2 separate regions of the Mus musculus genome follow, and region 1 is linked to region 2. The links are chromatin loops, found by intact Hi-C in ENCODE. Cell type or tissue: heart. All regions are shown on one strand. Links, peaks and the distances in the headings refer to the core of each region. The heading gives the core; the rest is flanking DNA. Region 1 has its middle 22 kb from the start of Gm41952. Region 2 holds the start of Dyrk3 (dual-specificity tyrosine-(Y)-phosphorylation regulated kinase 3).

Region 1 (15,216 bases), core at 4,497-12,496, 150 kb after region 2:
TCTCTGCATTGGAAGTCAGGGAGCCTGGTGATAATGTGGTCTTTTCCAGCATAGAGTGATCCTGACCTCAGTGTTAGGTTTCCCTGATTTGTTAAATCTCTCTCTCTCTCTCTCTCTCTCTCTCTCTCTCTCTCTGTGTCTCTGTTTGTCTCTCTCTGTCTCTCTCTGTGTGTCTCTCTCTCTGTCTCTCTCTCTCTGCCTCTCTGTCTCTGTCTCTGTCTCTCTCTGTCTCTCTGTCTCTCTGTCTCTCTCTGTCTCTCTGTCTCTCTATCCAAGAATGAGTATTTCTCTATGGTTCTGTCTGTTTTGGAGCTTGCTATGTAGACCAGGCTGGCCTCAAACTCAGAGAGATCCTCCTGCGTCTGTCACCTGAGTGTTGGGATTAGAAGCTACCACACACAGTGATTCTTTTTTGATTTTTGTCAGTTTTCTGAGTCTTCTCAGATTCCCTATCTGGGGGCGGGGTGGGGATAACCCCCAGGTTAGGTGTTTTGGAATAATTTGGGTAGTGAGAAGCTGAAGGCAACTAGAAATGGGAGGAATCAGAGTGTCTGAAGTCTCCTCTTGTGTCCCGTTTGAGTCATAGCTGCGTCTTTGCTCTCAATAACAAACTTTTATTGATGTCAGCATCTTTCCAGACACGTATGACAGAGATTTGGTACCAGAACACATCCTGATTGGAGAAGTCTGGGGTATCAGAGACACCAGGCATCCTTCCACAACCCCTAAACACCTGTTTCATCCAGTTTCTTCAATTGATCTGTACATGTTTCTTCCGGCTGGAGAAGATGGGCTGATTCTGATGTTCGCTGATGTTGTAGCTGTGAATGAACTGCATTGTGGGTAGTTGGAATCTGAGGGGATGCTCTTGGGAGGAAGAATCCATAGCACCCATTGCTTTAGAGCCACAATCTTTCAAAGTTTCGCTTGATCGCTGGGTCTTCTGTGGAGACTTACAATCATTCAAGCATGAAGTGACCTGCCCATGCCTGTTGTATGGCTCAGATTGTTACTTTTGTTCCTGTCAGCATGTGGGCTGCCTCACATGGATCTGTTACAATTCATACAATTCCTTATCTGATACAAATTTACCATTGCTCTCAGTTAATAGCATTAGTGTGTGTGTGTGTGTGTGTGTGTGTGTGTGTGTGTGTGTGTATGTGTGTGTTTAAGTGTGTGTGGTGTGTTTTGGTTTTTGGTCAAGAAGACTTTAAGCACATTAAAGGGCAGGAACTTATTCCTATATGGCCACTTATCTGCACATTTTTTTGAATGACAGCTTGTACCAGACATTAGTCTAGGTCTCATGCATTTACTATAATTTTCTTTATTCTTGAGAATTTTGCACATGTTGACAATGAGATGTTATAATAACCCTCATTTCCTATCTCCAGCTCCTCCCATAACCTTCCCCAACACCACTAATTTTCCCCCTACTCTTCTTTCTCTACCTCCTCCTCTTCCTCCTCCTCCTTCTTTCTTCTTTCTCTTCTTCAGTTCAATAAGTCCAATTTGTACTGCCCATATGTGGTTTGGGGCCATCCACTGGAGCACGGGAAATTTACAAGTGACACCCTAAAAAGTGATTCTTCCTCCCTAGCAGCTATCAATCACCAATAGCTCCTTAGTAAGGGATGGATCAATGGAATGGCCTCCTCCATCTATGGTGGAATTTTGGTTTGATCTTGTATAACACAGCTGCTGTGAGTTCATGTGTGTAATAGCCATATCGTGTTCGCAAGGTAGCATTTCACAGTGCTTCTCTCCATCCTTTGGCTCTTAATTTTTTTCCCACATCCTCTTCCATGATGTTCTCTGAGCCCTATTGAGATATAGGGATGTGTTTGTGTGTGTCCTATTAGGACTTATCTCAACACTTTGATTAATGCATTGATTGTTGCCCACCGTTGAAAACACGTTTCCTTGACTCATGTTGGGAGCATTCAGGCCTCCTGGGTATAAACAAATATTTATAAGAAATTGACAACATGACCATAATTAATCAAAAATAGTAATTGCAGGCACTACCCAATGGCCTCCCCTTCTTTGGGCTCCTAACCAAGATTTACAGTACTAGGTATGAAATTCCTTTCTGTGAAGCAGATCCTCAATTCAAACTGAAAGTGGTTAATTACCACTATGACAGTCATGCCACTAGTGCAGGCAGTGGGTATGACCTGCCTGGCAGATCAGTAGTGTAGCATGCTGGTCCTGTGCTGGGTAAGACCACTGATAACCTTTCTCCCCTGGCAACCTGCACAGCATCTGCTGGCACTATGAGAGCTAGCTAGCAGGAAGGAAGTTTCCTGATTGGTTTGAGATTAATTACTCTTTGTCCTACAGCCAAAGGGTGTGACAGAGCCTTGCTAGGTCTTCTTTATATGTGTGCATGTAGGGCTGGTGAGATGGCTCAGCGAATAAAGACACTTGCCACCAAACCTGAGTTTGATCTCATGTTCTAACATGGTAGAAGGAAACAACCAACTCTTTCAAGTTGTTTTCTGACCTACACACCCAGGCCATAACATTTTTGTATGTACACATGTGTGTGAACACCCCCCTAATAAAATGTTAAAAAAAAAACCAGTGCCAACTAAGAGATGTTAATATGACTAATAAGATCACTTACCAGAAAAAAGAATGACAACTTCATATTTTGCTTATCTGAAAGTGCCATATGCTACCACACACTGGAAAAATTTTTTACTTATGTGACTAGAAAAAATATATATTACAAAGGAGATGATCCAAGCAGATCAAAGCATTAGGCTAAAATACGAGGTTATTGAATTAAAATTTAAGATGTAGTCATGACTCACAAATGGACATGGGAGAGAACCAACTGAATGAGTAAAAAGCAAACTGAAGATAGACTTCCTAGAACACTAAATCAAAAGATAAAGAAATGAATATGAAAGACTAGAACAAATGTGAACGACAGATATCAAACACATCCCACAAATTTCAGCTCCTAAAATTAATGTACAGAATTATGTGCAGCAAGAGCTTTTTGTAGAAAATGTATTCCATTCAAGAAAAATCTTAAGAGATATTTTATTTATATAAAAAATGAATGTGACTCTTTTACACACACACACACACACACACACACACACACACACACACACACACACACACACACAGAGTTAACCAAGGAACAGCATTGTGTCCAGCACAAACTGATAGACAGCAATGAAGTTCAAGAAATAACCAGAAATCAGTCTCCCAGTGCCCCCAGCCCTGTTGACTGGCTTCATACTTGGGCATGGAAATTTCCACAGGGAAAAAGTGTCTCCAGGTTCATGTTCTTCTGACTAACCAGCTCCAGAAGGGCAAAGAGCCTTTCTGTTTTACTTGCTTGTACCGTGCATTAATCTTCACTCATTGTTTCAGTTTCATTTTTGTTAGTCTTATAAGATATCCCGATAAAAGGCAGTGCAGGGAAGAAATGTTTTATTTAGCTCTAGGTTATGGCCCGCCATTGTGGGAAAGTAAGAGCAGTAGGAGTTTGCAGTAGTTTGGTCACATCACACACATAGTCAAGAACAGAGGAAAATGAAGGTATAACATGCTTGCTTCCTTGCTTGTGCTCCACTTGATTTCTCTATTATTATTATACTGTTCAGAATTTATTTTATGTATATGAGTACACTGTAGCTGTACAGATGGTTGTGAGCCTTCATGTGGTTGTTGGGAATTGAAATTTTAGGACCTCTGCTCACTCCTGTCAGCCCCGCTTGCTCAGTCCCTGCTCGCTTTGGCCCAAAGATTTATTTATTATTATAAATAAGTACACTGTTGTTGTCTTCAGACACACCAGAACAGGGCATCAGACCTCATCACAGGTGGTTGTGAGCCACCATGTGGCTGCTGGGATTTGAACTCAGGACCTCTGGAAGAGCAGTCAGTGCTCTTACCCACTGAGCCATCTCACTAGCCCTCAGGTGCAACTTTTAAATGGAAAAGATTTAAAAGGAGCATATAGAGTTTATTGGTGTGTATGCTTTACATATAAAGTATTAACTCCTATGTGGGGAGGGGAAGAAGCTCACATCAGATTTCTTCTCCACCTTTGAGCTGCACAATGAAGATATACAACCTAGAGGTCTACACAAGGGTAAATTGTCACTTATAATATACATACTTAGAAAATACAAGTTTCAGGACTGTCCTTGAGAAAACTTGGAACAAATTGTGCTCATGAACAATAAAGATAAGTCAGGTACAGACCATCACTAGGCCCCATGGCTTTCTCTCTGAAATATCTAAGTTGGCCTGCTTTCTGTATCACCCCTATTACTGCTCGCTTCCCCTCTGGGCTGGTTGGCTTTGTGCTTGGGTAGCAGATCACTACAGGGAAACAGTGTCTCTCCAGATTCATGCTCTCCCAGCTTCACCAGCTCCACAGGGTGAAAGGACCTTGCTGTTCTGCTCGATTGTATCATTGACCTTGGGTTCACCTTCAGTGACCTAGTCCAAGTCAATATCCTTTCATCCAAACATCATTACAGCCTGTTAACTTCCCTTTCTCTTCCTCTCTTAATTTTCTAGGTCATTCTTTGTGTTCTTATCTCCTGCTAAACCACATCACACCATTTCCTTGCTTAAAATAACTTTATGGTTTCTCCTAACATATAGAATACATTTGAGTTCCATGATGACAGCAAATTCAAGGTCATGGTATGTTGCATGTAGCTTTAGCTACAACACCTTAAGTCTGGATCAGCTGCGCTACCAGCCCCTGCCTAGAGGATATTGGATCCATGGATGAAAAACACAGACACATACGCCTGTTAATTTTAAAATGCCTTTGCTAAGTCAATGACTGAGCACTGCTAAACCTCTCCTGCCACCCCAGACATAATCAGATAGAGTGGCCACTGGCCATTCCAACAGAAAACTCACATGGCTGGATGGCTTTATCTCCTGCAGCTACTCCCCGCTTCTCCTCGACCCCCTCCCTGCATTCTCCCAAGCAACTCTTAGTGTCTCACCTCATCCTCGGTCATTGGTTGCTGGTGTCTTTATTGATGAATCAAGAAGAACTGGGGAACAGGATCTTAGCATCAGACCCAAGCCCTACAATGGTAACATGGCCTTCATGATCCTTATTGAGAGGCCCATTGGCTACCACACTATACAGCTGCAGGCAGAGGAGGACACCCAGAGGCCAGCCAGGTGCATAGCCTGCCCTCAGTGGTTGCCACTATAGTGTGCAAGTATGTGGTGGACAGATGGGTGAAAAAGAGAACTGAAACAGTTTGAACATTCTGAAGAGAGGTGGAACTGGAGACTCAAGTGTAGAGAGGAATAGCCCACTCTGAGTAGCTAGCCTTACCACCTGAGGTCATGGTAAAATCCCAGCTGATGCTGCCACTGAAGTCCATGTCTGGGTTTGTGGCCATGAAGCAACAGGGATCTGTGTTGATGTCTATGGTCCATATTACCACTAAAGACCATGAAGGTATCCCTGATCTGGGCTGCTACCTTTGACCACACTGATGTCCAAGGGCTGTGCAGTGCTGGTCCCACCCCTCCCTGACTTCAGTATTCTGGAAATCAGGCCCCACCTCTTACCAGCTGCTACACTTAGGAGAGCAGACCCTGCACCTTGTGCCCCTTGCTGGTTGCAGCATTGGGTGAGCTAGCTGGGGCAGTGCTGGAGAGCTCGCCCTGGTGACGCCGGTGCACTGATCAACTCAGCTGCCACCCAGGCCCAGATCCAGGGCTTTGAGTTGGCCCACCCAAACATCTACCCCATCTATGAATTGCTGGAGCACATGAAGGTGCCAGTCCTGCAGATCCGAAACTCCAGGATCTTCATGACACAGAGCAACAATAGGATATCCTCGAGGAGTCCCAGTGAGGTCCCAGTATTGATAGAGTAGCAGAAGCCAAAGATCCTGAACCAGACTGATGATTCAGTGCAATGAACTTTTGCAAGGAAAGACGTGTGGACAAAAGGGTACACTGTGGGGCACACTACATACTACAGCTTCCACCACAAGAGATTTTTTTTTATGCTTTGCTTTATTACATTTATTTTTAAAAAAATTCTTATGGGTAGATATGGAGAGACAGGGAGATGAGCGGGGTTGGGGTGCATGATGTGAAACTCAGAACTGTGGCTGTGCATGCTATCCTCACTGGACTCCGTTTGCTCCACTCTGGTGACACTGTCACTTACCAGTTCCTTCTGTTGGTGTGCCATGTCTTACTGTCATCATTACTATCCACGTCATTTCCTCCATCCTCTCTTTAATTCTCTCCTTTTGGCTGCTTCTCTCTCATGATGCTGGAGCTGACTCGTCCTTTCTCCTCCGGGGGTAACTGGTCCCATGTTCTAAAAAGAGGCTTTGTCTCTATTTTAGGGGCAACTTTACTTCAGGCTGCTTGCCACTATTTTTGACTTGCATACATACCTAGTATGTCTTCACCTGTGTTACATGAATGTGGAGATCAGGACGGAATTTGTTCTGGTCTTAGCGCTGTGTGTGGCACATAATGAAGCTCATAATTCACATAGCCACAAGGTGAAAGGTAAAAATTTTTTCTATTGAAGACATGAACTATAACCTTAAAAAGTAGAGCATAGTATGCACTCATTGATAAGTGGATATTAGCCCCAAAGCTCCAAATACCCAAGATACAATTCATAGACCACATGAAGCTGAAGGAAAAGGAAGACCAAAGTGTGGGTGCTTCAGTCCTTCTTAGAAAGGGAAACATATAGCTGTCTCTTGTGAGACTATGCCGCGGCCTAGCAAACACAGAAGTGGATGCTCACAGTTAGCTATTGGATGGATCACAGGGCCCCCAATGGAGGAGCTAGAGAAAGTACCCAAGATGCTAACGGGATCTGCAACCCTATAGGTGGAGCAACATTATGAACTAACCAGTACCCCGGAGCTCTTGACTCTAGCTGCATATGTATCAAAAGATGGCCTAGTCGGCCATCACTGGAAAGAGAGGCCCATTGGACTTGCAAACTTTATATGCCCCAGTACAGGGGAACGCCAGGGCCAAAAAGTGGGAGTGGGTGGGTAGGGAAGTGGGGGGGGGGTATGGGGGACTTTTGGGATAGCATTGGAAATTTAAATGAGGAAAATACCTAATAAAAATATTTTTAAAAAACCTGGAAAAAAAAAGAAAGGGGAACAAAATACGGGAGCAAATATGAAGACAAAGTGTAGAGCAGAGACTGAAGGAAAGGCCATCCAGAGACTGTCCCACCTGGGGATTCATCCCATATACAGTCACCAAACCCCAACACTATTGTAGATGCCAAGAAATGCTTGCTGAAAGGAACCTGATCTAGCTGTCTTCTGAGAGGCCCTGTCAGAGCCTTATAAATACAGAGGTAGATGCTCACAACCAACAATTGGACTGAGTGCAGGGTCCCCAATGGAGGAGGGACTGAAAGGACTGAAGGAGCTGAAGGGGTTTGCAACCCCACAGGAAGAACAACAATATCAACCAACCAGACCCCCCCAGAGCTCCCAGAGACTAAGCCACCAACCAAGGAGTACTCATGGTTCCAGCTGCATATGTAGCAGAGGATAGCCTTGTCAGGCATCAATGGGAGGAGAGGTCCTTGGTCCTATGAAGGTTTGATAGGGGATTCGAGGGCAGGAGGGACTGGGTGAGTAGGTGGAGGAACACCCACAAAGAAGCAGGGGGGATGACAAAGGGGGTTTCTGGGAAGTGGGGTGGAACTGGGGAAGGGGATAACATTTGAAATGTAAATAAATAACATATCCAATAAAAAAAGAAAAAAATAGAGCATAGGGAAAACTTGAAATCTCCCAATTAAATGAAAACAAAACAAAACAAAACAAAACAAAACAAACAAAACAAAACAACCACAACAGCACATTGCACTTCTGGATTCTGCTCAGCTCTACAAATTGATGCCTGGAGTGATACAGAGTTGAACATGGGGTTAGCTGTGCTTGTAGGATGCCTATCGCCTCGAGGGAAGGATAGAGTCAGTGTGTTAGAGAGGGATCCCGGGGTAATTGTGCACATGTGTATAGGGGTAAGGAAGGGAAAGTGCAGAGCTCTCAGCATGGGATGCAGTAAATAGGGTGAAGCTGCAAAGGACCATCCAAGACCTCTGTGCATCTGCGGACTTCCAGTGGGCTGAGAATATTGTCATGGAGGCGGAGCTCTGGCCTGGGAGGCCACACATTCCTGGGTGGCAGGTGCATGTGTCTCTTGCTGAACAGCAGGTGCACCAGGAAAAAGCTCCCAGTTCATTCAGTCAGTGAGCAACAAGGACCTCTTGTGGCATAACCAGGAAAGGGTGGATTAATTCAGCAACGAGGCTCGTGGAGCTGGGGAGCCACGCAAGAAAGAACAGCCATGCAAGAAAGAACCATGGCTGTGCGTGCGTGGGTGCATGAGGACTGCTCATGGTGTACAGAGGAAGGTTCTTAGTATGAATTTGTGTTACTCCCAGTGATCATGGGGTTATTGCTGGGTAGGGAAAATAAACAGGGATGCCCCCCATGCTTGAAACAGTTTTTCTATGTTTTAATAAGGATGCCCCTTGAGGCAGCCTGCCCACAAATTGGTGCACCTAGGAACCAGGAAGGAAGTCAAGGGGTCAGGGAGTGGTACTTAGCTTTCTTTTTTTTACTGTCTGTAACTGAAAGCTAGTTCAGTATCATCTTGCAAACAATGGAAACATATTCTTGATCTTTTGCCACTACTGCTATTAAATACACTAAGCTGCAGTATCTCCTATTCATGTCTATTAAATACATTATGCTGTAATATCGTATGTTCAAGTTAAAATGCCAGAAACACACACTAATATTTACAATTCTTTTAAAGGATGTTGTATGATGACTTATTAATGTACACATTATTTTTAAGGTTCACTTATTTGTGTTTTATGTCTATCAGTGTTTGCTTGCATGCATGTATGTGAACCATGTGTGTGCCTGGTACCTGCAGAGACCATTAGAGTCCACTGGGTCCCTTGGAACTGGAGTTATGGATGACTGGGAGCTACCGTGTGGGCACTGGGAATTGAACCTGGGTCCTCTGCAAGAGCAGCACTTGCTCTTAACTTCTGAGTCATCTCTCCAGCCCTACACAGTCTTTTTGAGAAGCAGAGTATCTTTTAAGTATTTTTGACAATGGAATGAATGTAATCAATGCACCTGGATTGGGGAGAGCCCCACCTCCTCCCTCCCACTCACCCCAGGCACCCCAGCAGGTCTCCTTCTTGACGTCATGTCTTTTTGTTGTTAATAACAGCTTCTAATTATTGTTGCTCATCAGACTGTTGACTGATCCTGTTCAGGTAACCATAGTGCAGTGAGTTCCTGGGTGTAAGGGTCTTCTTGTCCTGTCCAGCAGACAGCATTTCCCAGTGCTCTTTCCCAATTTTCCAGCTCTTACAGTCTTTCCATCTTGTTCCTTGAGCCTTGGAGAGCTCTGTGTGTGTGTGTGTGTGTGTGTACACATGCACACATGGGAGAGAGAGAGAGAGAGAGAGAGAGAGAGAGAGAGAGAGAGAGAGAGAGAGAGAGAGAGAGAGAGAGAGAAAGAGAGAGAGAGAACGAGAGAACGCTATTTAGGGATGAGACCTCAATAGGTACTTAATCTCATCATTTTGACCAGTTGTGAACCTCTGTTTTAATTCCAGTCCACTGCAGGAAGACACTTTTCTGGCCAAGGCTGAAGACAGAATTAATCTATAGGGATGCTAATAAATATTTAGAAGACCATTTGACAACAGTTCCTTCTTAGGGCCTATACCCTCCCAAGGCATGAGTTTTTGACCAGAGTCATAGCACTATGCTTGAATTTCTTCCTGTGGAGCAGGCCTCAAATCAAACCTCAAAGTTTTCTCCTGTAATCTCTGGCCACTATGGCATCAGTGGGCACATGTCAAGGTATACATTATTTTGGCTTATAATTCTTAAAATAATGAAAATATTTTTTTAAAAATGGCATAAAATCTTCAGTGTGAGATCATGATTAAACTACATTTAATAAAAATATACCATAAGATAGCAAAAATCCTCTTCCACAACCTGGTTAGTGTGGGAAGCCATTGCAGAGTGGCAGTTGCAGAGTGGCAGTTGGCTACTGCTGGCCACCACACATACATAGGCAGTGAAGGTTCTTTTGCCAAGACAAGTTAACCAATCAGATGTGAGACATGCCTCTCCTAGGCCTATGTAAGCAGCACCAGTTCTGGGCTCAGGGTCTTTTTGCCTCTACAATCAAGCTCTCCCAATAAACGTGTGCAGAAGGATCCTGTTGCAGCGTCGTTCTTCCTGGCCAGTCGAGCGCGTGCAAGAATTGGTGCCGAAAATCCGGGAAAAGAAACATCTTCAGGCACGAGCGAAGACCCCCTGCTACAGGGAGGATTCAGAACTGCATCACAGGGAAGGAGCGGTTAATAAAGGTTCCCGTAAAACAGACTGTTGAGAAGGATCCAGCATGGATTCAGAACTCTTCAGCTGGGGAATGGTGGTAATGAAGTGTTCCTGCAAAACAGACTGCTGAGAAGGATCTGACTGCGTGGATTCAGAACTCTTCAGCTGAGGAACGGTGGTACCGGGTAAAGAAAATCTACTTTGGGTTCGTGAAAGATCAAGATGAATCCAAAGATGATTCTGCTCCTGATGATTGAGACCGGGATAAGTATACCTTTGTGGGCCATAAGTTCGCCCTAGGTCATTTAGCAGTTACTGTCACACAGTACTGCGGTATCCAGAGACGGGCAACTTTCCTCATGCACAGACCAACCTAAGACACGGGGCCCAGTGGCGATAGGGTTACCCTATGACGGGAAAGGCTGTGACATTAGAGGAACGACCTAAAACAGGAGCCATGGCGGATGGACATAATTGCACAGGCCTAGACCAGTCTCATTTTATTAAAACAAAAAGGAGGAGATGTGGGAAGCCGTTGCAGAGTGGCAGTTGGCTACTGCTGGCCACCACACATACATAGGCAGTGAAGGTTCTTTTGCCAAGACAAGTTAACCAATCAGATGTGAGACACGTCTCTCCTAGGCCTATGTAAGCAGCACCAGTTCTGGGCTCAGGGTCTTTTTGCCTCTATAATCAAGCTCTTCCAATAAACGTGTGCAGAAGGATCCTGTTGCAGCGTCGTTCTTCCTGGCCAGTCGAGCGCGCGCAAGAGGTTAGATCCCTCCAGGAGAAACTGAAAATTTACACAAACTTTAAAATATATGGATAGAGTTTGATACATTTCTCAACATGTATACCCTACAGGCCATAGACTGAAGATCTGAGATATCGAGTTAGTTTGATATGTCAGTTGGTTGGGGCATTGTATGCCATTCTTAAAAATATTTTTGGAGTACCACTGAACATTATGAGTGTTTTATGAATTCTTTTGGTGTTCAAGTGCCCTGTGCTTCTGCCATTGACTTTTTCCTTTTTGCAGATATTATCCCCCACATTAACTGGCTCTTTTATTGTGCTTATCATGCCCTTGAATGTTGAAGAATCCTCACTCGGCCATTCATCTCATCTGGAGCTTTCTATTTAATCATGTGTGTTATGTGACTGTATGTGTGTGGGTATGCGCACATATGTACATATATGTGAACAAGTATATTTGTGCGTGAGGAATCCAAAAAGGAACATAGAAACCTTGAGCTGGAGTTACAGGCAGTTGTGACCCATCCAATGCTGGTGCTGAAATTGAACTTGGGTCTTTTGCAGGAGCAGTCCATTCTTAACCAATGACCCATCTCTCCAACCTCCTCATGTCGGCGCTTACTGGTAATTTTTTAAAGGTGTGTGTGCCTGTTCATGTAGGTCCTGGATTTCTGGCCCATCTACATCATTAGGATGTGTTTGAAAGTTAACTGTAGTCATTAACATCTGCACTTTTTCTCTAAAAGTTTCCTAGTAATGTCTTTTGTGGGTTCCTTTTACAGACTTAATGAAAGACACTCAATGTCTCAGCTGCAGGCAAATGTTCTCATTGTAGCTTTTTGAAACATGGGGTAGGTGACTGCACGTAGAAGTCATGGGAGTGACTGTGGGCATAGAAGACACAGATGTGGTCTCAGGAGTATTCTTCATCTCTTCCTGTGCTATCCCTGCTCAATAGCCAGCAACAATAAAGAGGAGTTCCAATAAGCTAACGAATCGTCATTTTTACAGCACCCCTTTTCTTCACGTGTGGTAAAGAATGGAGCTCACAACATACACTGGTAACTGAGGCATGGAACCCACCTCCCACCCTCCTCCCCCACCCCCCAGATCAGTTCACTCTGTGACACAGGAAGCCACTACAGGGGCTTGTTTGGTACCTTGAGACTGTGCTTTCACATGAAAGGAAGGATAACTCATGATCCCCCAATGCTATGTGTGATCTCATAGGTGCAAGTTTTTGTGATCTGGAACAATGGTGAGTCTGGGTGGTTCTGAGGTTGTGGGCCTACACTCTCTTGGCCTTGAGGCATCTCCTCGCTTTATCCTTAGAGGCAGATTCTGTTGGCTAACTGAATACAATATCCTCTGTCCAGCCTGCAACTAGGGCAGACTTTAAATTATGGTCTTCTCCTTCATCTAGTCTTTGAGAAAGTCTGCACTGATTGTCCATCCAGTTTTAGGAGAATCACCAGAGAAGGTTTATACAAAAGGTGGTAAAATACATGTTGCAAAGTCACCTGACCCTTGTATTTATTACAGTACTAGTCACAATAGCTAAAATGTGGAGACAGTACATTGGTCAAAGAATGTATAAACAAAATTTATACACACATATTTGTAGACATATATGTGTGTGCATATAATAGAATATTGAGTGCCTTGGGAAAAAGGGAACACTGTTAATTTGCTACAGAATTAATGGACCTGTAGAAGGGAATGCTAAACTTTTAAAAGTGGATAAAGAAAAGGTTTTGCAGGGTCTCTCAGTTATATATATGATACCAAGGATAAAATACACAGAGATAGAGAACGGGTTGGTAGGAAGTGGAGTCAAAGGTTATAAAGTAGCAGATATGTAGGAAGACCAAGCCTAGAGAGCTGATGTTCAACATGAGCTCAGGTGTTACTAAATAGGCATTTTGTTTAAGTAGATTTTAGCTATTTGTTACACAAAGTAACTGTATGAGATAATAGTCATGATAACCTAGCTCTCTATACAACCATATATATCTACCCAGCACACACTCCCCAAGTACCATGAGAAAATGAGGCCCCATAGCCACTAGATGGCACCATAGCAGTCCTTGTGCCTCAGATGAAATGGACTTCAAACAGGAACTGTCATAGTTGGGGGTTACATGGGGATGTTGGTGGGCTGAGGGTGGTAACAAAATATATTTCTACTAAGGGACTGTTGTTCAGCTACACTGCAGATGACAGGAACTGGTGGACGCAGCTGTAGCAGGCACAGAACCAACAATGAATGTCACATGCCTCTTACAGCAGCTTTACCTGGGCAGCTGCCTTCTGCAGAGTGGATTTTTCCCTAGCCCTATCCCAACCTTTTTCAGTTGCCACTGGCTTCATAATTCAGGTCAGATTGCAGTATCCTCTGAGGCTTGGGAAGCAGAAGCCAGAATGGGCTCAGGAGACAACAGCTTATACTCCAGTGAAGAGCAAGCCTGGGGAATGATGTGTGGGGTAGGGTGGAAGGAAGATCAGGGTGGATTTTCTTCACTAACACATTGAGAAGAGCGTTGCTGAAGGTATGCTTGCATCTTGGAAGAGTGCTGTGCCAGCTCTAAGCCAGGAATGATAGGGACACACACCTTTAGTGATCTGGGCTCTCTTATTTCCACAGGGATGATGGCAACCCCACATCGCAGATACTCAGTGCTATACCTTAGCTCTCAAGGGAACGAGACTAACCACAAACAATAGGAACTTGCCAAGTCCCATTGCTTTGAAACATTAGGATCTTGTTGGGATGAATTTATCATGTACACAGATGAATGAAAAAGATTGGCATCTTGGTTCCAGGACTCCGAAGAAAGTAGTCTGCACAGGTGAGAGTGTGGACTACAGAAGCTAACAGCTTCTGGGACAGGCAAGAGCCACAGAGCTTCTGAGGCAGCGCCATTTTCGGCTCCAGACATCCGGCCACCTTCCCAGCCAGAGGACAGGTGTCCGCCTGGCCCGGGAGCCATCTTGGTTCCGCCCACTCCATGGCACCCCAACATACCCGAAAGCTAGACCCAGATTTAAAAGCATATCTCATGATGATGGTAGAGGACATCAAGAAGGACTTAAATAACTCACTTAAAGAAATACAGGAGAACACTGTTAAACAGGTAGAAGACATTAAAGATGAAGCACAAAAATCCCTTAAAGACTTGCAGGAAAACACAACCAAACAGGTGATGGAATTGAATAAAACCATCCAAGACCTAAAAATGGAAGTAGACACAATAAAGAAAACCCAAAGTGAGGCAACACTGGAGATAGAAACCCTAGGAAAGAAATCTGGAACCATAGATGTGAGCATCAGCAACAGAATACAAGAGATGGAAGAGAGAATCTCAGGTGCAGAAGATTCCATAGAGAACATCAGCACAACAATCAAAGAAAATGCAAAATGCAAAAAGATCCTAACTCAAAACATCCAGGAAATCAAGGACACAATGAGAAGACCAAAACTACACATAATAGGAGTAGATGAGAATGACGATTTTCAACTCAAAGGGCCGGCTAATATCTTCAACAAAATAATAGAAGAAAACTTCCCAAATCTAAAGGAAGAGATGCCCATGAACATATAAGAAGCCTACAGAACTCCAAATAGACTGGACCAGAAAAGAAATTCCTCCTGACACATAATAATCAGAACAACAAATGCATTAAATAAAGATAGAATACTAAAAGCAGTAAGGGAAAAAGGTTAAGTAACATATAAAGGCAAGCTTATCAGAATTACACCAGATTTTTCACCAGAGACTATGAAAGCCAGAAGAGCCTGGGCAGATGTTATACAGACACTAAGAGAACACAAATTCCAGCCCGGGCTACTATACCCAGTCAAACTCTCAATTACCATAGATGGAGAAACCAAAGTATTCCATGACAAAACTAAATTCACCCATTATCTCTCCACGAATCCAGCCCTTCAAAGGATAATAACAGAAAAAAAACCAATACAAGGATGGGAACCACGCCCTAGAAAAATCAAGAAGGTAATCCCTCAACAAAACTAAAAGAAGACAGCCACAAGAACAAATGCCAA
Region 2 (15,216 bases), core at 2,720-10,719:
TAATATCCAAAATGAATTCAAGACCACCTAGTACCTTCCCCCTTCGAAAAGGACTTTCCAAACTGTACTAGCAGGCCAAGTGCAGAGCCAGATAAGGAAGCTGGCTGACTAAACAAATGTAAAACAGAGTTTTAGCCATCAAAATGATAGCCTGCAGCTACCAAAACAATATTAGTTGTTCTCAGGAAATAACCATAACAAGATAAGCAATTTTCCTGCTCCCAACCCCCCCCCCACACACACACTGAAGAAAACCACAAACCACCCTGACATTGTGAGAATTCCCCTGACGTTGATAGCTGTGACGTTAATAGCTGATCCATAAGTTCAAAATGTACTATTACTTTGCTGACCAAATCATAATAACCCACCATGGGGGCAAGCAAAGTAAGTCACTAGGCCAAAGGGTTACTTAGTCACTATACAAACCAACCAATGCCTGAAAGAATTACTTGCTACACCAATGAGAACCTTGTTGCTCAAATCTGCCCCTTACAAAGGTATAAAAAGTGTGTTCTTTCTTGGTTCTGGGTCTCTCCTCTGGCCTGCGTGCTGAGAGGGGAGTCCCCAACATGTTGGATCAATAAAAATCCTCACGCAGTTTGCAGCAATGGCAGCGTTTTCTGCGTTCTTTGTGAGTAAGGGTCTTTTGACGAACTCCAACACTGATCAAGACAGCTTAGTCAGCCAACAGGTTCTCCAGGGCAGGAGGGAGGATTAAAAAGAAAAAAACAATTAGACAACACTATAGCATGACCCCAGCCAGTTCTGAGGCTGAGGCAGGTTTATTTTTTTCCAGTCTGCTTTTATACCATTTTAATTACGTGCAAGTAACAAGGTCAGTTCTAGGTTAAGGAGCAAGGAAGACAATAAACACAAATAGTTGCGGAACAAGCAAGAAAATAAAGTCCCTGACCAAGATATAGGAGCCACTTCCCTGTCCTAGCCCAAAGCCTTATCCTTGCCTGAAGCCTACTTCTTTGTTCCAGCCTAAAATTAGATTTCTTCCTGGGCTTACTTCCTGGTCCTGGCCCACTTTCAAATTCCTGCCTGAAGCCTACTTCCCTGTCCTTTCCCAATGGCAAATTCCTGTCAAGCAGCCCCGAAAGCTCTTCACAGGCATCTCACTTTGTCCTCAGCTGGGGTAATTTCCTTGTCTATATGGTCATGCTACCCATTGAAGCACCAAATGCTGTTTTTAACAAAATCTCACGGGCAGTGGTGGCGCACATTTGGGAGGCAGAGGCAGGTGGATTTCTGAGTTTGAGGCCAGTCTGGTCTACAGAATGAGTTCCAGGACAGCCAGGGCTACACAAAGAAACCCTGTCTTGAAAAACCAAAAACAAACAAGCAAACAAACAAAAATCTCAAATGTTTGATTTTACCAATAAAGACTTGGGAGCTGGATGCTGAGATGAAAGCCTACGAGCTCAGAAAGTTATAGAGAAAGCATTCAGCTCACCTTCTCCCGCTGCTGATGTCTCAAAAGGAAAAGAAAAGCTCTCCTCCAAGCTCTCTGAAAAACCCTTCACACTGAATGTCCCTCCCTCTACTTCCTATGCAGCTCTCTGTTCTTCCTTCCAACTTCCTCTCACTCTCTACGGTTTGTCCCTATGTTTACTCCATGTCCAGTGGTTGTTTACTCTGCCTCTTGCTGCAATGGATTCTTTGCTTTATTTGAAGTGGGAAGATCTACTTCTAGTCTATACCAGAACATGAAAACAGTAAGCTGTTGCTCTTTGCCTGCTTACCCTCTCTCCCACTGGCAAGTCCATTTCTTCACTGGCATTAGGATTCCTGCACATACTGAAGACCATCTAAGACATTTAGCCTCATGGAAGGAGCAACTACTGGATTCTTGGACCTTTTGTTTATAGGTAGCCATTGTTGGATTAGCTGGGCCACAGCCTGTAAGTCATTGTATTACATTTCTTGTATAGGTAGAGATAGATAGATAGATAGATAGATAGATAGATAGATAGATATGAGATAATGTCTTAGGATTTCTATTGCTGTGTAGAGACACCATGACCATAGCAACTCTTTTTTTTGTTTTTTTTTTTTTTTTTTTTTTTGAGACAGGGTTTCCCTGGCTGTCCTGGAACTCACTCTGTAGACCAGGCTGGCATCGAACTCAGAAATCCACCTGCTCTTGACAGGCATGGTGGCGCATGCCTTTAATTCCATAGCAACTCTTACAAAGTAAAACACTTAATTGGGGATTCTTGTAATTATAAAAAGATAAAGAGATATAAGAATATATTCTATGGGAGTGTGATGAGGTGTGGGAAAAGGGGATGTCTCAGCAGGCCTATGCCAAGGCGTCCCTTCCTCCTGAGGGACCAGCCACATGAAGGTATAGTATACAATAGAGTTTATTCAGGGCATGGGGAAGAGTGTTTAGAGGGTAGTAGTGGCAGAGGGAGGGCGGAGAGAGAGAGAGAGCGAGTGAGAGAGAGAGAGAGAGAGAGAGAGAGAGAAGTATACTGTATAGTAGAGGCCAGTCATGACCATGTGGAGAGAGTGGGGAAGGGAATGGGGAGAGATGGGGAGCAAGGGAGCAAGAGGCATGAGAGAGGCAAGAGTAAGAGAAGGAGGAGGGAGCAAGCAACACCTTTTATAGTGGGCCAGGCCTACATGGCTGTTGCCAGGTAACTGGTGTGGAGTTTAGTCAGAATGCTAACAGTGCTTGCTTACAGATCCGAGGTTTAGACGATTATCATCATGGCAGGAAGCATGGTGGAATTCAGGCAGACATAGTTCTGGAGAGGTAGCTGAGAGTTCTACATCTGGAGCCACCAACAGCAGAAAGAGACAATGAGTCACTAGGCCTGGCTTGAGCTTCTGAAACCTTGAAACCCACTCCAACTCCACCCCCCACCCCTGTGACATATTTCCTCCAATAAGGCCACTATGAGTCTATAGGGGCCATTCAAACCACCACAGATAGAGCACCCTGCTCTGCTACCTATGATAGCATTGGTGGTTATACAACTGTATGAAGCTGATACAACTCACAGAACTGTGACCTGTAGTGAACTTAGGGGCTTGGGATATACTTTAGTGGCAAGAGCATGCTTAGTGTTTAAAAGGCTCTGGAATGAATTCCACGAACTACAAAAAGAAGAAGAAAAAGAATAGTTAACTTTATTGCATATAAATCAAATCTTTAAAAGAAAACCACTGTAGGACACAGTGACCCATTCCTGTAATCTCCCAAGAAAGATTGTCTAAATTAGACCAGCCCTGTCTACAAAGTGAGACCCTGTCCCAATAGATATTAAATTAAAATGAATGACATTGGCTGGAGAGATGACAAGGTAGTTAAGAGCACTAGCTGCTCTTGGAGAGGACCCACATTCAACTCACCAACCATCTGTAACTTTAGTTTTCGGGAATCCAATGCCTTCCTCTGGCCTCTGTGGGCACCAGGCATTTGGTGCACATACATACATGTAGGCAAACACACACACAAACATACATAGAAAACCCCGAACTTCTTAAAATAAAGGGTTAATTCAAAGACTGTTGAAACACAGCAGAGAGCTCTGAAGTGACATCTCAGTCAGGTGAGATGCCCTCACAGGACCCCCAAGGACTGCAAGGGCAATGCCCTCAGATGTTGCCCTCAGCAGCCTCAGAAGCACAAAGTAGAGAAAGACTTTGAAGAGATTTGCATGCATGGCTTTGTTTACTATAAAAGCAAATAAGACTCACAGAACTACAACTTTGAATTGTATTATTAAAATATGATCAATTTGCACCAAAAGTACAAAGACAGTAGAAAATTTGAAATCAAACAAAACTTTAGATTCCCCAAACCTCTATAAAAAAAGGAAACATTTAAAAAAAATGAAATATTCACCTGCTAACAAAAACTATCTTTCATTTGAAAAGGAAGTGTGATTCAGAGGACAGAAACCTCAGAACCCAGAGAACAGCCAAAAATAATCATTCACAACCTTCAGCAGTCATCAGGGAGCTGGCCCTGCTGGGGTTCATGTAAACTGTGATCAGGAGTAAGTGTGTGCATCCAGTTCCTCCTCGTAGGGAGAGTCTTCAGGAGTTATACTATGCCTGTTCTCATTCTAGATGTCGGGCTTTTCAAGTCAAGAACTGTACTCAGGGGTAGAAAGATGGCTCAGCTGCTAAAAGCACTTTCCACACAAGCAAGCCTTACAATCTGAGTTCAATGCTCAGAACCCAAGGTGGAAAGGTGGAAAGAAAGAACTGAATTCCAATAGTTATCTTCTGGTGTTCACACTGATGCTCAGATATGCCCACATTCATAGACACAGACACACACACAGACACACACATACAGACACACACACATACCACACATATCACACACACCACACACAAACACATACCACACATATCACACACACCACACACACAAACATATACACTACAAACACACCACACGCATAAACACACATACCATACACACACAAACATACACATCACACACCACATACTACACACCACACACACTCACACATACCACACACCACACACACTCACACATACCACACACCACACACTCACACATACCACACACACACCACACACAGAGACATATACAGACACACATACCACACACACATTACACACACAAACATACATACCACACACAAACACACCACACACATAAACACACCACACACACAAAAACACATACCACACACATATACATACCACACACAAACACACCACACACACATAAACATACATACCACACACACAAAAACACACACACCACACACATTTTACAACCTTTAGGGCTGTAGATATCACACACACACACACACACACACACACACACACACACACACACATAAACTTTTGGGACAGGGGTTTGGGACTGGTAAAGACAACCTTAAGGGCTTAGGAGACACAAGACCAGGCTGACAAAGCTGGAAATATCAAGACTCACTCACTCACCAGTGAGTCTCTCAGGTTCTAAATGAATGACTTCTTTTAAACGTGCATTTCAGTTCTGTGATGCATGTATCATTGTATATGCATGTATCATGGTATATTCCACTACAGAGAAATTCATAGCAACACACTGATTTCAAACGGAAGCCAACCCCCCACTAGCTGCTTTATCAAAAAATTACAGCTGAGTTATTACAGGGGAATGTTTGTGTCCCTCCTGAAGGTGCTGTGGTCAAGTTCTGAATGCCCACTTGGTTCCTTTGCTTTCTGTACTGGAGATCTAAACCGGAGCCTCTTGCATGCTACACAGACATTGGTCTACTGAGCAATACTCCAGGTCCCTGTGTCTTTTCCTTATGATTTTGGGATAATTGCATTTAAAACACATATTGCAAGCTCTTTAGTTTTCCTGTTCACTAGAACTGGCTTCTAAAGACAGGCAGACATCTCAGGTGACTTGGCTAGTATGTGGTAGGATTCTTATTTTATATTTTCAGAAAGATAATGCTGATTTCCAACCACTCTTCATTTATTTAAAATCCGTTAATTTATTATTCAGTGACTTCATACACTATATCTTTGGAAAAAATTTTTGATTTATCTTATTCTTTTGAGCATATGTCGGTGCAGCACATGTGTGCCTGGTACTCTCAGATGTCCGATCCTCTTCCAGAGCTGCTAGTGCTCATGACCACTGAGCCATCTCTCCAGCCCCTATCCAATATATCCGATCACATCCAACCAAAGTCCCTCCCTCCTACTCCTCACTTCCTCAAAACTTTGTCCTTCCACCAGCATGTTCCCCCACCTTTTTTTACTTACTTTAATGTAACATTTATCAAATATATTTTGCATAGATTTCCATAGGTTGCACATATGTAAGCATATGGAACACTTTATACAGAGAAATCGTATTTTCTTTGTATTTCAATATCTGTTGAAGTACACTTAAATGAGTCTTTTCAAGAGCCGGAGGGTACAGGGCAATTGCTTAATGAGGGTGTGGTCGTTGTTACAAAACAGGGGTTCTTTGAAGAAATACTGAAAAGTACTTAGGTCACCAAGGTCAGATACTCAGGAGGTCCAGCACCCTCAAGGAGTTCTCCCTCCCTTACTAGGGAAATAACCTACTAAAGACAAAGGCAGCCTCTGTATCTACTCCCCTAACCCGCTGGAGGCAAGTAGAACAGGAAGGCTTTAGCTTGGCTCTAGAAGATGCGCCTTAAAGACAGAAGGGAAGACTTGCAGTGATTCGAAATGAGGTAATTAAACATGTCCAGGCAAGTCCCAACCAACCCTTCCGGTAGTAGTCTGGGGTGTTCACCTCTTAGAAGTCCTGAGAGCAGGATCAGTTAGTAGAATTTTGTAATCTTGGAGCGGGGGAGGTGCCTTTGTTGCCATGGAACTCTGTCTACAAACAAGAGTCAAAGAGCCCAATTTAAAAACAAAAACCCTAGGAAAGTAAGATTGCACTGGTTGTGGATGAAAGAGAGACAGAAAACTTCTAAAAGATCATCATTGAAGAAAACATTTTTACTTATATCACAGGCTAAGTCAACACTGAACAGATGAAAATAAAGTGTCCCAAATGGACAGATTCTTAGCTGCAAATAGAGTGTGGATCTTCTGAGAACAGGGACTGTGACTTTTACGAACCCCAAAAGGAGCCTCGGTTGGACATTTGAAGATTCGTGGAATTATGCTCTATGAAATAATTTCCAGTGTGCACCAGGTGGCGTGCGCCACCGATGCGTGGAAGAACCTTTGGTTTTTGTTTTGTTTTGTTCTCATAGATCCAATGGGCTCATCCTATGTGTATGAGTTTATGCCTGTGCACCACATACGTGCCTGCTACTCTCAGATGTCAGAAGAGGGCATTAAACACCCCGGGACTAGAGTTATGGATGGTTGTGAACTGCCACGACCGTGTTGGGAATCAAATCCGCTCTTGCAGAGGAGTTTTGCAGCCTTAGGAAATCTGATGGGCACCAAGCTCAACACAACCGCCACTTCTGTGGCTTAACAGCCTTTCTTTTCACTTCCATTTTAACTGTCGAAATAGACTTAACATGGACGGTACTTCTCAGAAAGAGTGAGGTACGCTTTCACATATTAAAGATGCGCAGAGCTCTCCAAGCGGTCTGCTGAGCAGGCAGGCTGTGCTGCTGATACTCCCATGTTTGGTTTCACGGCTAGGTGAATACGAAGAAGCGTAGGTTCCAAGCCAGTTTCCTCTTTTGCAAAAAGAACTGCGAGCACACCACCCAGGAACAGCACGCCCCTCGCTCCGCCTCCTCCCCGCTCCCTCCAAGGCGGCGTTGCGCAGGCGCGGCAGGGCGTGCGCGGTTGCTAAGCGACGCGGCCGCTCCCGCGTGGTCTCCCTGCGGACCGCGCGAGCCCAGTGCCCAGCCTCGTCTTGTAGCGAAGCCAGCAGGTGCGGTGCTGGAGGCGACCCACCGGGCCAACCGCCGCCTCTGTGTCCGCGGGGCGAGCTCGCGATGGGAGGCGCAGCCCGCGATCGCGGGAGGAAGGACGCGGCGCTGCCGGGGGCCGGGCTCCCGCCGCAGCAGCGGAGGTAACGGCGCCCGGGTAGGAGCGGGAGGACTCCTTGCGGGTCTGGGCTGCCTGTCCATCAGCGCGGTGAGCGGGAAGGGCGGGGGAGGGCGGGCGGGACGGCGCGGCCTCCGGAGAGCTGGGTCTGGGACCTGCGCGCAAGACCTGCGCCCTGTTGCTCCGAGAGTCTGCCCAGCCCGCCCTGGCCCTGGGGTGGAGCAGCAGAGACCCGGGACCTTGTTCCCCATGTGCCGCTTTTGGGGGGGGGTCCCTTTCCCCCTCCGCATCGGGCCCTGGCTAAAGGAACCCAATCCGCTCGTTCGCGTCTGGCTGTTACTCTGCAGATGCGGTGCTGGTGTGTTTCATCGTGCAGTATGGCAGAGGCCGGACCTGTCTAGAAAATTGCCTGTTATCAAAACATTGTCTGAACCTCAATATATTTTTTAGAAGATATTTTAATTTCTTGTGGGATGTTTTTAAAGCCCTCCTTTATTCCTTTAACACTTGTGTTAAACTCTATAAGTATTTTTTTTTAATAAGACAGATCTCAAAAGTGACTGAAAAGATATTTTTTTTAAAGACAATGAAAAATGTTACCTAGTCATGGTTGTGTTAGTAGTATATAATCTGAGATGGTAACATGAACCGGTGACCAGAGTGACCCGCAAATCCGTAGTCTTGGGAGCAGATAAAATGCATTATTCAAGGCCATCTTGTGGCTTTAGTAAATCCTGCCCATTGTTTGTGTGCCTTCACTGTGGAGGACCCACAGTGTAAAGACAGAACCATTCTGTAGTCCTTTAGCATTTTAAATATCTCCATATGCCAGGAAATGAAGTGGGAACAGAAGAGAGATTTGGTACATCGTGTAACTTAAAGCAAAGCATCGGGTGGGTTCCTGTTGGCTGCCTTTTTTCACTAGTTAGCTTAGCTGTAAATGGGTGCATAAAATAATGAAGAGAAGACAGCTGTTCTGCTAGTCTTCTCTTCTTGTAGTCTGAGAGTGTAGACGTCCTTTTCTTCCCATTTACCTGTGAGGCTGTTCAGAGGGGGAAGGTAGCACAGCCAGGGGCTGAAACTAGAATAGAGGTGTTAGACTTGCATTCTAAAACAAACCTCTATGTTATGTTTATTTCTTTCTGCTTTTAGGTTTCTTATTCAGTTCAAGTTAATTGGTAGTCCCTCATTTTTTGAACAGCATTCGATTACTTATTATTTGTTAGTTAGAGACAGGGTCTCTTTATTATGTAGCTTTGGCTGTCCTGGAAGTCACTCTGTAGACCAAGCTGGCCTCAAACTCAGCAGAGATCCACCTGCCTCTGCCTCCTGAGAGAGGGATTAAAGGAGTGTGTCACCACACCAGTCTGTTGTAACTAATGTAAAATTGAATCCAGAGATTTTTTTTTTCCATTCTTTACAAAGAAAAAGGAAACAGATGTGTTGGTGCAGAGGTGGAGGCAGGTGGATCAGTTTGCGTTCGAGGCCAGTCTGCTCTACACAGCAAGTTCCAGAACAGCCAGGACTATGTAAGAAACCCTGTCTCAAAAAAACAAAAAAAAAATTACAGGGAAGAGAAAGGTTAGAGTCCTTCTCTCCCACTGCCGACTGCCCGGCTTGTTTTTGTGCAGTGTCAGAAAGGGTAAGAAGCGCTTAAATCCTGGGGTGTTTTGAAAATGCAAGCTCATTTTGTTTAGTTACTGACCGGTTTTATCTGTAACCGTTTCTCCTAGGTTGGGGGATGGTGTCTATGATACTTTCATGATGATAGATGAAACCAAGGGCCCACCCTATTCGGACACATTCAGCAACCCCTCTGAAGCACCTGTCTCCAGAAGGCTAAATGTAAGTAGGAAAGGAAAGAAAGTTGCTTGGGGGAAGAGGAAGTGCTCCTTAATGCTCTTGGCAACGCGGGAGTTCCATTTGTTATTTGTGGGTTGGCTGCTTTTGTTTTGAGGTTTTTGGTTGGGGAGTGTGTGTGGTTCTTTTGCTTTTTGAAAGATTATTGTTTTGACACAGAGTTGCTTAGTGTGTGTAGTCCTGGCTGACCTGGAACTCTGTGTAGACCAGGCTGGATTCAAAGTCAGAGGTGTACCTGCCTCTGTCTCCAGAGTACTGGGATTAAATGGGTATATTACCATACTCATATTACCATGCTTGGTTTGCTTTTGATTTCTCCTGACTTGGGGAAAACAGTTTCTGTGGTTTGAGGTCGGCTTTTTTTGGAACAGTTTGGATTTGAAGTCCACCCTTTCCTTATTCCTTCTGCTGGGGTAGGCATGGCACTTGGGGTCGCGGAAGGAACTCTTGTTTAAGCGGTGTTTCTTTTTTATGGTAGGTGACATACATAGAGCATGACAAAGGCTTCTTTTAACAGAAGTAACAAGGAAAATAGTGTCAGAATTCACAATCAGCTCAGTTTTTCCCGTTTAGTCCTGGCAGATCAGTATATGAAAGACAGTTTAAAAAAAAAAAAAAACCCAAAAAACAAAAGAACAAAACTTCATAAATTAAGTTGAAACAGTAAGCCTGGGTTTCTCTGTGTTGCCCTGGCTGTCCTGGAACCCGCTCTGTAGGGGTCAAAGGCGTGCACCACCGGGGGCCACTCGTCCAGCTTGGGCTTTGGTACATTCTGATCCTTTATGAGCCCCAGACCCTTAGCTTTCGGTGCCCTTTTGTTTAAGGTAAGAATGAGATGAACTCACAGTCCACAGGCACAGGCAGAGGAGCAGAGCAGGGTTTGGACAAGTTCCAAGGCAAGGAGTCACGGTCTGTGACTTGAAACTGTGCTACAATGTGTCATCTGCTGAAGTGTCTGACTTCCTGAGCTGGCACGGCTATGTACTTTTCCCTTCCGAGGTTCCTCTTAAAACCCACCTTTGTTGCTTTGTTCCTTCCTTGCTTTACTCTGTAATTTTGCTTTAAAAATAGTAACATTTTATTTGTGCATGTTTTGTGGTGTGTGTGTGACCAGACTTAGTGGCAAGCACCTTTATCTGCTGAGCCATCTTGTTAGCCTTGTCATTGTTTCTAGTTCTTCCCTAGGTCTTACCACTCTCAGGGTTAATAATATTACAAGCTTGGTCTAAATACGTTTGGAAGTCTGGTCACCCCATTTTTAATCTCTTCTGGGGTACAGTGGGGCTTCTTTCCATTCCTGTCAGTTGATTTCTGTGGTCTCTGAACACCTCTGAGAAATCCAGAGCCACCTCTGTGGTGGCCATCGAATTTCCTGGCTCCCTGCAGTTGGGCATCAGGCACAAACCTCATTTAACTTTAGGTTAGAGTTGATCCGTGTTGATCTCTATCCTAAACTTCTCTCAAATTATATTTCAGGATCAAGTGAATTTCTTACTGCATGTTGTTGACTCTGACAGTTATGGAGAAGCCCTAAGATTTTAGATTCTAATCCAACATGTCATTGCAAGGGCTTTTCTTTAACCTCCCTATCCACTTTTATTGTGTGTGTGATATTGATGTACGCTCTTCTGTCTTATTTGGTTTCTTGATCAAGAGCTTTCACACATGACCAGCCTTGCTAGCCAGCTTGCTCTGTTTTTGCCTTCTGAAGCTGGAATTAGAGGCAGATTCCATGCCCACCCAGTGCTGACAGGACGGGTCCTCATGCAAACACTTTAACCCCTGCCCTGTCTCCCCAGCCTCTGTTATTGGCAGACTTGGCTGGGAGAGTGCTTTTCAATCCCGTGGGAGCACTTACAATCCCTAATGCTATGATTCCATTCGCAGTGTCCATTAGTCCTGGCACAGCCTCAGAGGCAGCCTGAGAGCTTTACAAGGCGCTCCTTTCACATGCTCTAATCTGTCAGTCATTTCCCTAAAGGCTTCGTTCTATTGAACCAAGTTCTTTGCTGCAGAGATTTAATTAAGGTCAGGAGCTGGTAGAAGGTAGGAGTTTTTTGTTTTGGTGGTGTTGGGTCAGGATTGAACCCAGGACCTCATGCATGGTAGGCAAACACTCTACCAACTGAGGCACATCCTCTGCTCCCAAGGGTAGGTTTTTATATCTGGATTAGGAGATTATTCATTCTGAATTTTCCAACAGGATTTTTATAGGACTTAACTAGTACAGCACATTTTATATAAAACCCAATATGCTTTCCACATTAATGGTACCCATGAAGTATTTTTAAGAAATAAAACATGATATCCTTGCTTGATCTGTCTCTTGTACATAATTACATGGTTAACAAAATACTTGGTTGAGTCTACTATATAGCTTTCTTTTTTTGCTGGTTTTTGTTTGCTTATTTGTTGTTGTTTTTTGAGACAGGTTTTTTTCTGTGTAGCCCTGGCTCTCCTGGAACTTGCTCTATAGACCAGGTTGGCCTCTGACTTAGAGTGCTAGGATTAAAGGTGTACACCACCAGCACCTGGCTTATATACCTTTCTGATTATCATGATTATAATCCTAGACTAGAAATATATAGTATTTTGTAACTAATAATATCGTATATAGGAATACTGTTGTTTAAGGGTTTCTATTTCTGTGAAGTGACACCGTGACCAAGGCAAGTGTTATGAAGGAAAACATTTAATTTGGGCTGGCTTTACAGTTTCAAAGGTTTAGTTCATTATCATCATGGCAGGAAACACTGCATCATGCAGACAGTCATTGTTTTACCAAAAAGAAAAAGAAGCCAGGTTCATCTCACAGTCATGGTGCTGCAAATGTAGCTGAGAGTTCTACATCTGGGTCGGCTGGCGGTAGGAAGAAAGGGTGACACTGGACCTGGCTTGAGAGCCCACCCCCAGTGACACACTTCCTCCAACAAGGCCACACCTCCTAATAGTGCCACTCTCTATGGGCTTGTGGGGGCCATTTTCATTCAAACCACCACAGCTGTAGATTGAGGAAAATGGGAAAGAATGTTTTATTATGCACAGGAGAATTGGTATATAATTGATTTGTATAAGGATTTGAGATTTATAAGAAAGAGAAACATGGTAAGGAAAGATTCCTTCCCCATGTGGAAAAAACCCTTGATGGGATTTGCCCAGTTTACTGGAGATCTGAGCTTTGATAATCTCTAGTGGAACACATCTCCACTATCCACTGTCCTGGAAGCCACACTTCAGGAAGGACAAGGTGAAGAGGGCTCAGCAGACACAGATCGGGGATTGGGGGGGGGGGGAGGACAAAATGAGGATGGTGCCTACAGAATTGTGAGGTGAGGACAGGACAGCCCTGGTTACTTTTACAGGGACTCTATGAAACCTGGACATACCCTGTGAAATTCTGGGTACTGTGGAGGATTTAATCTGCACAGGGTGCAGGTAAGGCTTGACCGAAAGAAGAGCCAAGAGTCAGGAGATCCTAGTGATGTTCTTAGTTCTGTTAGAGTAATTCTATGGAAATCAGACCTCTGTTAAATACTTGTTCTTAGTAATGTACTGAGCCTGAGACCCTCTCTTCATCACACACAGAAGTGAAGACCTTCAGAGTCAATGCAGCCTTCACCAGGCAGAGAAAGCTCCAGGGGCAGACGCAGGGCCACAGACAACATCCCACCGGCTCGATAACACCTTGGGAGGCGTTAGAGCAGTGATTTTATGGTGCAGCTTGACTATCTCTAGAAAGATAACATATGAAATTGAATAGCAAGCGGAAGGCAGCCTTTATGTGGGGGAGGAACCGGCCTTGGTGGTCCCATGCAAAAACTTAACTGCTAGGCTCTTCTTTGGCCAGATACTTGGCTGATAATCAGTAGAAAAGGGCCTTTAATGTAGACGGAGCCACCACAGGAGGAAGAGAAAATCCACGGCGTGTGTATGTGTGTATGTGTGTGTGTGTGTGTGTGTGTGTGTGTGTGTGTGTGTGTGTGTGTAGGGAAGGGAAGAGTACAGGGGCTAAAGTGGTCACATTTTGAGAATTTTACATAGTGGTAGCCAGTGTTTTTGCATAAGTTTTATAGTTTGTGAGAGTCTTTCCTGTTTTGAATATAGCTGGACTTCCACAATGTGCTGCCAAGTAGATATTTTACATTTTATACTAGAAGAAACAAAGGCTGTGAAAAGTTCAAGTGACGGTCCCAGGTCATAGAGCTTTAAGTAGTACAGCCAGGACCAGCACAGCCCTTCTGCCTTGGTCTATCTGTACAATGCCTTCCCAAGAGTTTAGCAGTACATATTTAGGTGCATTTAAATTAGATAGTAGACAATTTAAGGAAAAATGACCAAGTTGCATACAGATACTCATTTTTGGTACATAAATTAACTAAAGCCATGCCATTATTTTTGCCTAGCTCAGCCTTATAGGTAGATTAAAGTTCTTTTTTCTTTTTTTAATTTTTTTTTTTGTTTGTTTTTTTTCGAGACAGGGTTTCTCTGTAGCCCTGGCTGTCCTGGAACTCACTTTGTAGACCAGGCTGGCCTCAAACTCAGAAATCTTCCTGCCTCTGCCTCCCAAGTGCTGAGATTAAAGGCGTGAGCCACCACACTGGGCAGATTAAAGTTCTTAAGAGTACTTGATTTTTAGTATGGGGGCTACATTAGTGAACAGTAGGCATGCTGGTGAATATTGGAAGGACAGATGAGGGAACTCATTTCTGGTCTGTCTTTCCCTCCCTCCCTTCCTCCCTCCCTCCCTCCCTCCCTCCTTCCCTCCCTCCCTTCCTCTTCCTCTTCCTCCTCCTCTTCCTCCTCCTCCTTTTCTTCCTTCCTTCCCTCCCTCCCTCCCTCCCTCCCTCCCTCCCTCCCTCCCTCCCTCTCTCTCTCTCTCTCTCTCTCTTTCTTTCTTTCTTTCTTTTTTCTTTCTTTCTTTTTTGAAACGGGTTTCCTTGTGTGATCCTGGCTGTCCTGGAACTAACCCTGTAGACCAGGCTGCCCTCAAACTTTAAGAGATCTGCTTGCCTCTGCCTCCTGAGTGCTGGAGTTATTGGCGTCCACCACAAACACCTAGCTACATTTCTGGTTTTTCATTTCTAAAAGTGAGCTGGCTGGGTGGGTAAATGCTCTTTCCACCATGCCTGAGTTCAGTCCCTGGGAGCCATATGGTTGAGGGAGAAAATTGGAAAGCTCTTCTCTGACCTCCACATGTCAGTCAGGGCACATGGCCTCCTCCCTGCAAGAAATACTAAGTATCAACAAAAGTATGAGACTTAATTAGTGTGGTACTACAGAGAGAAGACTGAAGTTGGGTCTTGTAGGCATGTAGGATGAGAATGGATCAGGGAGAGGATATAGGAGTCTGTCTTAGTTGGGGTTTCCATTGCTGTGAAGAGACTATGACCACAGCAACTTACAGATTCAGAACTTCAGTCCATTATCAGCATGGCGGGAAGCATGGCAGCGTGCAGGCAGACATGATGCTGGAGGAGCCGAGAGTTCTACCTCTTGATCCGAGAGGAGCAGAAGGGGATTTTGTACCACACTGGTATACCTTGAGCCTAGGAGGCCTCAAAGCCTGCCCTCCACTGTGACACACTCCTCCAACAAGGCCAGACCTTCTACTAGCGCCCCTCCCTATGGGCCAAGCATTCAAACACATGAGTCTGTAGGGAACGTTCTATTAAACCACGGCATTCCTGTGTGCATTTCAGAAGAGGAGAATGTTACATGTCTTGCTCTGATGTTCTCTTCCATATTTCTTTGAGACAGAGACTGCCATTAAATCTGGGGCTAGTCTGTCTGTCTGTCTCTGTCCCCCATAGCCCTGGGACTACAGGCACATGGACCGCTTTTTACATAGGTACTAAGATCTGA

Evidence for each region. Peaks named below come from ENCODE experiments on the same cell type or tissue, not always from the same donor. Only the 100,000 strongest peaks of a DNase experiment are listed, where the experiment ranks them.
Region 1: a loop joins it to region 2, with 13 times the contacts of the local background. A loop is called at or near these places in 4 of 42 quality-filtered maps.

The regions. Positions count from the first base shown.
Region 1 is chr1:130,977,669-130,992,884 of GRCm38, reverse strand. No RefSeq gene overlaps it. Among named protein-coding and RNA genes, the nearest start is that of Gm41952, 22 kb to the right of the region's middle. In heart, for the core only: CTCF peaks have their summits at 5,173 and 8,289; no DNase peak of the experiment used is centred there.
Region 2 is chr1:131,130,383-131,145,598 of GRCm38, reverse strand. It overlaps Dyrk3 (dual-specificity tyrosine-(Y)-phosphorylation regulated kinase 3), which reads left to right and starts at 7,365. Exons shown (of 3, transcript NM_145508.2): 1 at 7,365-7,519; 2 at 9,228-9,339. The coding sequence starts at 7,443. In heart, for the core only: a CTCF peak has its summit at 6,685 (motif pointing right); a DNase peak (open chromatin) is centred at 7,268; H3K4me3 peaks cover 2,005 bases; H3K27ac peaks cover 1,992 bases.